2 separate regions of the Homo sapiens genome follow, and region 1 is linked to region 2. The links are chromatin contacts, found by Hi-C or POLR2A ChIA-PET in ENCODE. All regions are on one chromosome and are shown on one strand. The core of a region is the stretch at or near the end of the contact, and the rest is flanking DNA. Distances in the headings are between cores, read along the strand shown. Region 1 overlaps LOC105377944 (a long non-coding RNA gene). Region 2 overlaps SLC16A10 (solute carrier family 16 member 10).

Evidence for each region. A loop is a pair of places that touch in the nucleus more often than their neighbours do. ChIA-PET counts read pairs that join two places held with the same protein, here RNA polymerase II (POLR2A). Pooled maps may share reads with other maps.
Region 1: a pooled map of gastrocnemius medialis shows a loop between it and region 2 (2.1-fold over the local background). The contact joins two enhancer-like sites. A Hi-C loop is called at or near these places in 1 of 168 maps with a recorded cell type or tissue (gastrocnemius medialis) and 1 of 50 pooled maps. POLR2A ChIA-PET finds 5 or more read pairs at or near these places in 2 of 52 experiments (T-cell and activated T-cell).

Annotation. Positions count from the first base shown.
Region 1 is chr6:111,648,585-111,653,639 of GRCh38, reverse strand. The region is part of intron 2 of LOC105377944 (a long non-coding RNA gene); the gene reads left to right. Among named protein-coding and RNA genes, the nearest start is that of TRAF3IP2, 45 kb to the right of the region's middle. Within about 2 kb of position 2,004, at least 2 of the 41 ENCODE cell types and tissues checked have a DNase peak (open chromatin) inside an H3K27ac peak, as active enhancers do; they include gastrocnemius medialis, where a contact is called at or near this core.
Region 2 is chr6:111,127,632-111,132,404 of GRCh38, reverse strand. The region is part of intron 1 of SLC16A10 (solute carrier family 16 member 10); the gene reads right to left. Among named protein-coding and RNA genes, the nearest start is that of SNORD166, 16 kb to the right of the region's middle. Within about 2 kb of position 3,189, at least 5 of the 41 ENCODE cell types and tissues checked have a DNase peak (open chromatin) inside an H3K27ac peak, as active enhancers do; they include gastrocnemius medialis, where a contact is called at or near this core.

The sequences.
Region 1 (5,055 bases), core at 755-3,254, 520 kb before region 2:
TGTCATTGCTACCACTAAACCATGACCTCACCATGAGAGGGGGGAAAGCCATGTTTCATTCTATTCAGTATTTTTCTGCTCTAATTCAAATAAGTACTTGTTTTGAATAGTGGGGAAAAAAATGGAAATGTAGCAAAGCTATAGTTAAAACAACAAGCTGAGAACAAAAGCAACATGCATGCAGGCAAAGGAGACCTTGGAAGATACACAGATAAAACAAAAAGCTGTGCTTGGCTGGGATTCTGTTTCAGAATCAAATGCAAAATGGAGAATATTGTTCCAACTGTAAAGGTTTTGCAATCTACAATCAGTCAGAATGAAAAGATATCATGTAATCCACCTTAACAGTCAGAAGCTGCACTATTGCTGTGAATTATGATATTTGTTCATGACTAATGTAGATTTTCAGACCTAGAATGGTTGAAGGTGGGCAGGAATTTGTAGGTATACCAGATACCCTTCACTTCAACAGGGCACACCCATGTCAGCTGATGTTTATATCTCTTCCTCTCCTCCTTTTCCCTCCTCCTCACCCCTTGCTCCCCAATCTCATTAGAATCATGAAATTTTTACTTATATATTCATTAATTCTCTTCATCCCCATCTCTCCACAAAAGATCATTATCTACTTATTAAATTCAGCCCTTACACAGTGTCTCATGCCTGTAATCTCAGCTATTCGGAAGGATGAGGCGGGAGGATTGCTTGAGGTCAGGAGTTCGAGAACAGCCTGGGCAACATAGCCAGATGTCGTCTCTAAAAAAATTAAAATTAAAAATTTAATAGGGCACGGTGGCACACACCTATAGTTCCAGCTACTCAGGAGGCTGAGGTGAGAGGGGATCACTTGAACCCTGGAGGTCAAGGCTACATTGAGCTGTGATTGTGCCACTGCACTCCAGCCTGGGCAATAAAACAAGACCCTGTCTCTGAAAAAAAAAATTTTTTTTTTTTTAAATAAATTCAGCCCTTAGAGTTCTACCTTTCAGGGCAAACCTGTTTCCTTTGTTGGACTAATTCCTGTCTCTTCTACAAACTTGCTGGTCCCAAAACGCTGAACTTTGAACCCCACAAATCTCAATACTTCTTATCTGTTGGGTGCCCATTCTGGTTAAGCAAAAGGACCTTCCCTAATCCTAATACTCGTCCCCACTCTTTCCATCTCTATCCCCAACCGCTGCTACTGGCTGAAGATTATTAGATACTAGTTTTGTACCTATGCGTCCTGCCACTTGCTATAAATCGCCTTTATGCAAATCGAAAAAGCTACCCTGCCTCAAGACACTTTGCTGCCATCTGCCAGGAAATTGTTGTAATAAATATGCAAAAGGATAATGACTAGAATGTGAATGGTGCCCCTTAGAATTGTGCAGTATGCAACTGGCACAACTATATGTGACAACCCTGTTGTTTGAAATCACCTGAACTCTCCTGGAACCCTGTGTAAAAATCACAACCACCATAGGTCAGTTTTGCCTTTTCATGACAGTTTGCCACTTCAAAATCTAAATCTTCCACCATGATCAGAAATTGCTGAGGGGCAGTTTCTAGGAGAGACAGAGTCCCCACGCAGCAGTACCTATAAGATTATAGGGCTCTTCCAGCATTCAGCCCAAGCTTTGACCTGCTACCTGGGCAGATACAACCCAAACCATACTTGGTTGATTTTCGGGAAGCATCCAAGTTAGAAAGCTGGTAAGGCTGAATGTTGGGGTGCAGGGGGAGGTAGACCTAGCTTACATTCAGGTCAGCCATTACCCATCTCTGGCTTTGGCGGCTTCATTTCTTGTTGATTGCCCCATCTGTTCTCCTCCCTCCTTCCCATGCAGCACAACCTGCACGTACTGGTGATCTCTCACTACATAACAAACCACTCCAAAACTTAGTGGCAGAAATAGAAACAGTCATTTATTTTGATCACGAGTCTGCAATCTGAGCAGGACTCATCGAGGCCAGCTCACCCCTGTTCCACACGGCATCAGCTAGCGCAGCTCGGGTGTGGCCGGAGGAGCTGCTATCACAAGGGCTCTTGCATTTCACAATGGCTCTGCATCAACACACTGCTACGTTGATGCCAGCTGTTGACCTCAGGAGCTCAGCTGGGGCTACTGATAGGCGCTTTTGTTCCTCTCCACTTGGGCTCCCATGTGTGCGTGGACTTGCTTACACGGTGGTACCCATGTTGAACTACCCCAGCTGACTCATCATTAAGTAGAGACAAGCTGGACCCACCCAGCTCTGCCCAAATTTCAAATTTCTGAACAAAACAAATGACTGTGGCTTTAAGCCATTAAACCTTGGGATAGTTTACTTTGTAGCAATCAATCAATAGAATGTATACTCTATGCTAAATGTTGCATGAATCCATTCCCACATCTTTCTAGGGTGCCTCCTGGTGCTGCAGAGTCTAGGAAGCTAAAAACTACACTGCCCAGAGTCTCTTTTCATTAGGATCATGATTGTGAGTTAAGCTACACCAATTAGACTTATTTGCACAAAGCTTGGAAGGCAGAGGCCAATGTCTTGCAGCTTTTGGCTACTTTCTGCTGCAAAGCAAGATCATGGAGCTACTGATAGCCACTCTCCAGCTTCATGGGCATCAAGAATCTTGTGGACGTGGCAGTGGCTAGGTTCCTCTGCCTGGCAAATGCGGTGGTGGCAGTAATTCACGCTGTTCCTGGCTTGCTGACCACTTTCTGGCCTTGTCTTGCAGCCATGATGTTCTTGCAGTCAACAGTCCCAGTGGCAGCTTCCTGAGTCCTCCTTCCTGATTGTGGCAGAGGTGATAGCACCCCTGACAGATTGATTTTACCACATTCTGGGAGCCATCCTCGGAGGCCCAGCCTAGAGCCCTCTCTTCCAGCCTTTCCAACAAGTTTGCAATTCTTCATGTTATATTCTTTTTTGCTTAAAAACTCTAGCATGGTTTCTATTTCCTACACAGAACCCTGTAACAGATATCCAGGTGATCCCAAAGTTTTGTCTCTTCTCAGTCTTTCTTTTGTTCTTGCTTGTTTGCTTTCTCTCATTTAATCATTCCTTTAATAAATATTTATGGAATGTCTACTATGGGCCAGGCACTGCACTAGACCCTGGAGAAAAATCGATGAACTAAGCAGACATGGCCTCGCCCTCATGAGATGAGGCAGGGCAAAGACCATGAGGCAGCAAAAGACAACCCTTGGGTCCAGTCGGCCCCTGCTTGTTTTTGTATATAACGTTTTCTTGAAACACAGCACACTCATTCATTTATGTCTTGTCCATGGCTGGTTTTGCCCAACAATGGTAAAGTTGAGTAGTTGCAACAGAGACTATATGACCTACAATGCCGAAAATACTTACTATCTGGCCTTTTTTAGGAAAAGTTTGCCAGCTCCTGTATTAGATAAATAAAACGCCAAGTCATACTCCTTTGGTTCCCCACAGCCAATAAGTTGCTCTTTCTGTCAATTCTGCGGACACCAGGGGTCCCCAACCCTTGGGTCATGGAGTGGTACCAATCCGTGTCCTGTTAGGAACCGGGCCGCCCAGCAGGAGATGAGCGGCAGGTGGGTGAGCATTACTGCCTGAGCTCCACCTCCTGTCAGATCAGCAGTGGCATTTAGATTCTCAAAGGAGTCTGAATCCTATTGTGAACTGCATGAAAGGGATCTAGGTTGCAGGCTCCTTATGAGAAGCTAATGCCTGATGATCTGAGGTGGAATGGTTTCATCCCGAAACCCTCCCCCCACCCCCATGCCCACCACCAGGCTATGGAAAAATTGTCTTCCATGAAACTGGTGCTGGTGCCAAAAAGGTTGGGGACAGCTGGCAACACCACAGCACCATGCATGGTGCTAAGCACTTCATGAGAATCCTCTAAGTTAATTCTCAGAACAACCTTTGGGATACATTATTATTATCTCTGTTCTACAGACAAGGAGACTGAGATTTAGAGAGATTTGGGCTTAGGTGACTGGGAGGATGGTGATATGGAAAAGGAATAGAAAACAGGCAGAAGATGACAAGCTCAGTCCGAACTCACAGCACATGAGGCACCTGCAGAGAGGCACACGGGGCTATCCCGGTAGGTTTCAGGCTTGGTGTGAATTTCAAGTCTGGACAGCTTTTAAGTTCAAATCACAATTCTACCATTGACTAACTAGCTGTGTGACTTTGGGCAAGTTACTTCACTTTCCCTTCTGGCTTCTTTTATTTTTTATTTATTAATTTTTTTTTTTTTTGAGATGGAGTTTCACTCTTGTTGCCCAGGCTGGAGTGCAATGGTGTGTGATCTCGGCTCACTGCAACCTCTGCCTGCCTGGTTCAAGTGATTACCCTGCCTCAGCCTCCCGAGTAGCTGGGATTACAGGTGCCAGCCACCACGCCTGGCTAATTTTTTGTATTTTTAGTAAAGACGGGGTTTCACTATGTTGGCCAGGCTGGTCTCGAACTCCTGACCTCAGGCGATCCACCCACCTCGGCCTCCCAAAGTGCTGGGATTACAGGCTTGAGCCACCACACCTGGGCTATTTATTAATTTTTTAAAGAGACAGGGTTGCTCTGTCACCCAGGATGGAATAAAGTGGTACAATCATAGCTCATCACTGTAACCTCAAACTCCTGGGCTCAAGCCATCCTTCCACCTCAGCCTCTCTAGGGGCTAGGACTACAGGCATGCACCACCACACCCAGCTAATTTTGTGTGTGTGTGTGTGTGTGTGTGTGTGTGTGTGTGTGTGTTTTCTTTGGTCCAGGCAGGTCTCAAACTTCTGGACTCAAGTAATCCTCCCACCTGAACCTCCCAAGGCACTGAGATTACAGTTTTCTCATAAATAAAATGGGCTCTTGTGAAAACTAGAAAAAGTAATATGCAAACAGTATCTAGCATCATAGGGGCTAGGTACACAGATACATGTGCCAGGTATATGGTACGTGGTATATGTTTGATACGTGTTGGCAACTTCTCCTTCCCCTTCAGTCTTATCCTTCACATGGTAGAAAGTAATCTTCCAGAATTACAGCTTTAATTATGTTATTTTCCTCCTCAAAAAATGTGGTAGTTCCCACTGACCC
Region 2 (4,773 bases), core at 1,940-4,439:
GTTTACACTGACAATAAAGTGGTATTGGAGTGTTACAGGGTCAGGAGAAGACCTTCAATTATCAATTATAGGTTTTAAATTTACTCTGGCTTTTAAAGGAATAGGGCACACTATTTTTTCTTTACTACTTCTATCTTTCTCTTTCTTTTTCTCTTTGACTCCCTCTTCGTCTCTCTCTCTTTCTCTCCCCTCTGTCTCTGTCTCTCTCTCTCTCTCTCTTCTCCTAGCCCTTTACAAACCTGGGACCCTGGCAAGGATGGTGGGGAACAGGTCCTACATAACTGCCCATGTTGAGAGCTGTATGCCTAAATTGGGAGGGACACCAGGGACAAGACTATCTGGGTTCAGAGCCTAGGGGCTTAAGGACACAGCATAGAGCTTCCTTAGATCCCTTTGGAGATACAGCTTGCTAGAGGAAATGAAGGTCTGAACCATTAGTACCTAGGAGGCAGGGATTGGAGGAAGTAGATTCAGAGGTAAGGAGAATTTTGGGGCTACACTTTCAAGCAAGTTGTGGTCAGGACCAAGAGGTATAGGTCAGAAGGAAAGGTAGGGGTGCACGCATGGCTGACTGTTGAGTAGAGACTTCTGGCTGCGCCATGATCTCAACCAGCTAACACCAGGAGTTCAGGACAACAGCTTTCTGCCTCTAGTCGGCCCTCAGCTTCCCCAGGAAAACTGAAAGTGGAAGCTGGTTCCAGACAGCCCAACGCTCCCAACCCAGAAGGGTTGGGGGCTGTTAGACAGCCCTTCCCCAGACAGCCTCACACCTGAGTCTTAAGTCTGGTGGCCATGCTAATTGTTTTTAACCAGCTGACAGGTGCCCGGTATTTTCCTCCAATTCCAATGAAGAATAGGGCAGAACAGCAAGCAAAAGTGGTCCCATATTACTCACCGCTTTGGAAGTCCCTTCATGGTGGCCAAAATGTTACCGGGGGGTCCTTGTTCTTAGAGCTCCCAAGATGGTGGCGGGCTGCTTCCAAGATGGCGGCAAGCCTCTTCTTCTCTGACCTGGGGTTCTTGGCCTCACAGATTCCAAGGAATGGAACCTTGGGCCATACAGTGAGTGTTACAGCTCTATTCAGCTCAATTAGCATGAACCCAGGGCACTTAGCCCGTGCAGGAACAATGGCAAGCCCCTAGCCCGATTGGGAGCGGCAATGGGCACCACCTCGCTGGACCAGAGGTGCAGTGGACACCCTGCCGGATCCAGAGGGGTGGAAGTCAGCGGCGGGTCTGCGATGGCAGCAAACAGCAGTGGTGGACAGCGAGCGAAAGCTCAGCTTGAGCCATAACAAACACAGACTGGAAGAGTGTGAAGTTGCAAGATTTAATAGAGTGAAAACAGAGCTCCCATACAAAGGGAGGGGACCCAAAAGGGGTAGCCCAAGTCAGTCACTGTTTTAAGTGTTTTACAAATACTCACTCATTTAATCCTCATACCTACCCTATGATGGCATAATTAGTATCTGCTTTATACCTAAGAAAATTAAGGCACAGAGAGATTGAGTAGTTTTCTCAAGATTACATAGCTAGTAACTCAGCCAGGATTCAAAATCAGACACAGTTTGGATCATGCTCTTAACCATTATACATTGCTGTATGTCTATTTAAAAAACATTATGGTAGGGAAAAGCTACTTTATTATCCTAGTAGATTATATCAGAGCAGAGATGGGCAGGTGGGAGCATGGATAATAGCCCAACGGACCCAGGTCCAAGGCCCAGGTGGTGGGAGGGTAACACACTCGAGGAAACAGAGGTGCTGGTAAGTAGCAGCAGAAGTGAATGGCCCTTCTGCCTGGTGAGGCTGCAGCATGTAATGCAGAGGTAATGCTACCAAGCCACAAGGAAGCTCCACACACACATAACAGAATGTCTAGTGCTGAGAGTACAACAGTGCTCATTCAACTGATACTCCCCCAAAAAGGGGGAGTCCATCAAAAAAAGAACAGCTTGGGGAAAGATGCTTCTAAGCACTGTTTACATGTAAACATAAAGAAACTAGCAACATGTCAGTGAACAGATTCACTGAAGACCATCTCAGCTGTCTTCTAGAGGGCACATAAACAAGTTCCCATAGTAGAGAAGAATGCCTTCACATGAGTTTAACAGGAAGACCTTCTCCCCTAGAAATATTGTGTTGACTCCACTGTGATGGGATTTCGTTTAGAACACATTCCCCATGACTATACATGCTACAGTACTAACATGTGTCTCTTGTTTTTTGTTATGATAAAGTGTGGCAGGGAGCAGGTCTTAAAAGCACACAAATAAGTGTTAGAAGCAAACTACATACTCTGACATGATGACTGTGTCTCATAACCAAATATTCCAGTTGGTAACTCCAGTGTAGGTTTTCTTAAAGAAATGATAGCTTGAACTTAATGCAAAACCTAATTTTGGAATTCTAGTTGTATAAATTATTTTCTCAGGATTTTGGATTCTGTTGTGTAAGATGACCTCAATCAGACTAAACACAATGTGTCAAAGCAAAAAATTAAAAAAAAATCACTTTGAATTTTACTTATTTTATGAGGGAGAAAAGAGAAACAATTGTCTCTATCAGTTGTCTCAGGCCTTCTGCATTGAGATTTAACAGCATCTCTACTTTGTCCTGTGGCCTTTCACTCAAGTTGTCCCTTGTCACACCCAGAGGCCCAAGAGAGAAAAGGCAATTTGGATATGGGGAGCTGTCAGTAAAGATTCTGAATATGGGATTCCATCCTAAGAGTGTCTCAAGTTATATCTTGGAGGCCTTTGAATGCCATATGGCTAGTCTACAGTTATACAAATGTAAAACTTAAAAACCACTTTGAGTTAAACTGAATTTAAATACAGAATAACAGCTTTATCACTAAAATAGCATTTGTCAAGAACTTTGTTCTTTCACTGATAAAACTGGCTTTATAACATGTAACTATTAAATATAAAGCCACTGACAAGAACAAAATATTGATAATTCTGACAAATTATAATGCATTGCCTATTCACTGAAGTGCTAACCTCAATTAAAGTACCATATCAGGTAGAAATTGTTTTGTTTTTCCTATTTTCTAACACTGAACTCAACCAGCTTGATAGTTTCACATCAGTTCCAAACCACTGTACTTTTCCACTTGTGCCCCCAACCCCCCTTCCTTCTTTGCCCACTTTCTTGGAAGCCTGACAGACTGCTCCAAGGTCCAAATACACAGCTGTTCCTTCCAAGGCCAGCTCCAAAACTGACATGGGCTGCCTGGTAGGCATCATTCCAATCAATTAGTAATGCCTCGTAACCTTTTCATGTTTCAGTCTTTTCCTTTTCACTGGAAAGACTTACTGCCTAACTTTAAAACCTGTTATAGCATAATGTTAAATGAAAAATAAGTAGATACTCTATAACTGTGTATAAAAATGAAAAAATATGAAATATGAAAAATATGAAAAAATAAAACAATTGAAATGAATATGAAAATTGTTTTATTTTTGAATATGAAAAAATAAACAATTGAAATGAATATGAAAATTGTTTTATTTTTGAATATGAAAAAATAAAATGAATATGAAAAAATATGAATATGAAAAATATAAAAACAATTTGTTGGGGTAAAGATTTTTCTTGATTTACAAATTTTTATAATTATTATTATAGTCTGTGCAATAAAAAAAAACCACTAAGGAGGTAATCATCATAATCTGTCACTGGCAAGCCCCCTTCCATCTTCTATAAGGAACAACACACTCTCTTTTGAATACAGAGGTATTCGTTCTCTCCTCAATAAAAAGCCTTCCTTACTGCATCCGACTTCGAGTGGCACACAGGTGGAACTCGTCCAGTAGAAATGTTTAGAGTGTGGTGTTATGGAATTAACATCTATATTTTTTCTTCAAACCAACCAGTGTGTCTTGATCAGCCAGCCTTTCTTCTCCAACAGAAGAGCACCGCTCCCTCTTCTTATCAGACCACTAAATAATCAATAAGTAATCATTAAACATATGATTGTGAAGAAATAATTAAGAAAACAGTCTCTAGTGTAGAGTTAAGTGTAGGTTTGAACCCTGGCATCACTGACCTGCTACGGGACCTCAAACAGATTAATTAACCACTCTGTGCCTCATTTTCCTCATCTGTAAAATGAGAAGGAAAGTAGCAGAATAATGGAGATAAAAAAGCTTGGAACTGGCTCTTCGTAAGCACTCAATAAATGTTTACTATAATTATAATTATTATTAGAATGCTAACCAATTGATGATAACAGTTAAACTGACAGAAAGATTCAAAGAAACAAACTTCCAAGGAAATGAAACCCTGTTTTAAGAAGAAAATTCAAGGGTATCACTGCCCCTTTTGGCCTCAGTAGAGACGAGAAAAGCTACTAACAGTCTAAAGCCTCAGAGCAAAGGCAGCAGTAATCTTGGATTGGGCCTGGATTCAGCTTGGTGAATAGGGAAGACGACCCAGTCCACGCAGGTTCACTCATGTAATCTCAAGAAGCCACAGTTTCAACAATGTCCCTCTCCATGCACAACAGGATTTTGCTTTTTCTCCTAACCCCCACTACTTCCTAATCCCTATTTTGTGTCTAGTGTTTAGAAATAGCCTTTTCACCCATTTCCCTCTACTCTGTTTCCACCCTTCATGCCCCTTCGGACTGTTAGAGCAAACAGATCCAATGATAGATAACTAGAACCATAATGCCACTTTAGAGATGACTGCTGCAAAAATACGTGATAAATATCATCCAATGATCAGATTAGGAGTACACCAGCAAGAACACTGCAGTTCTAATTG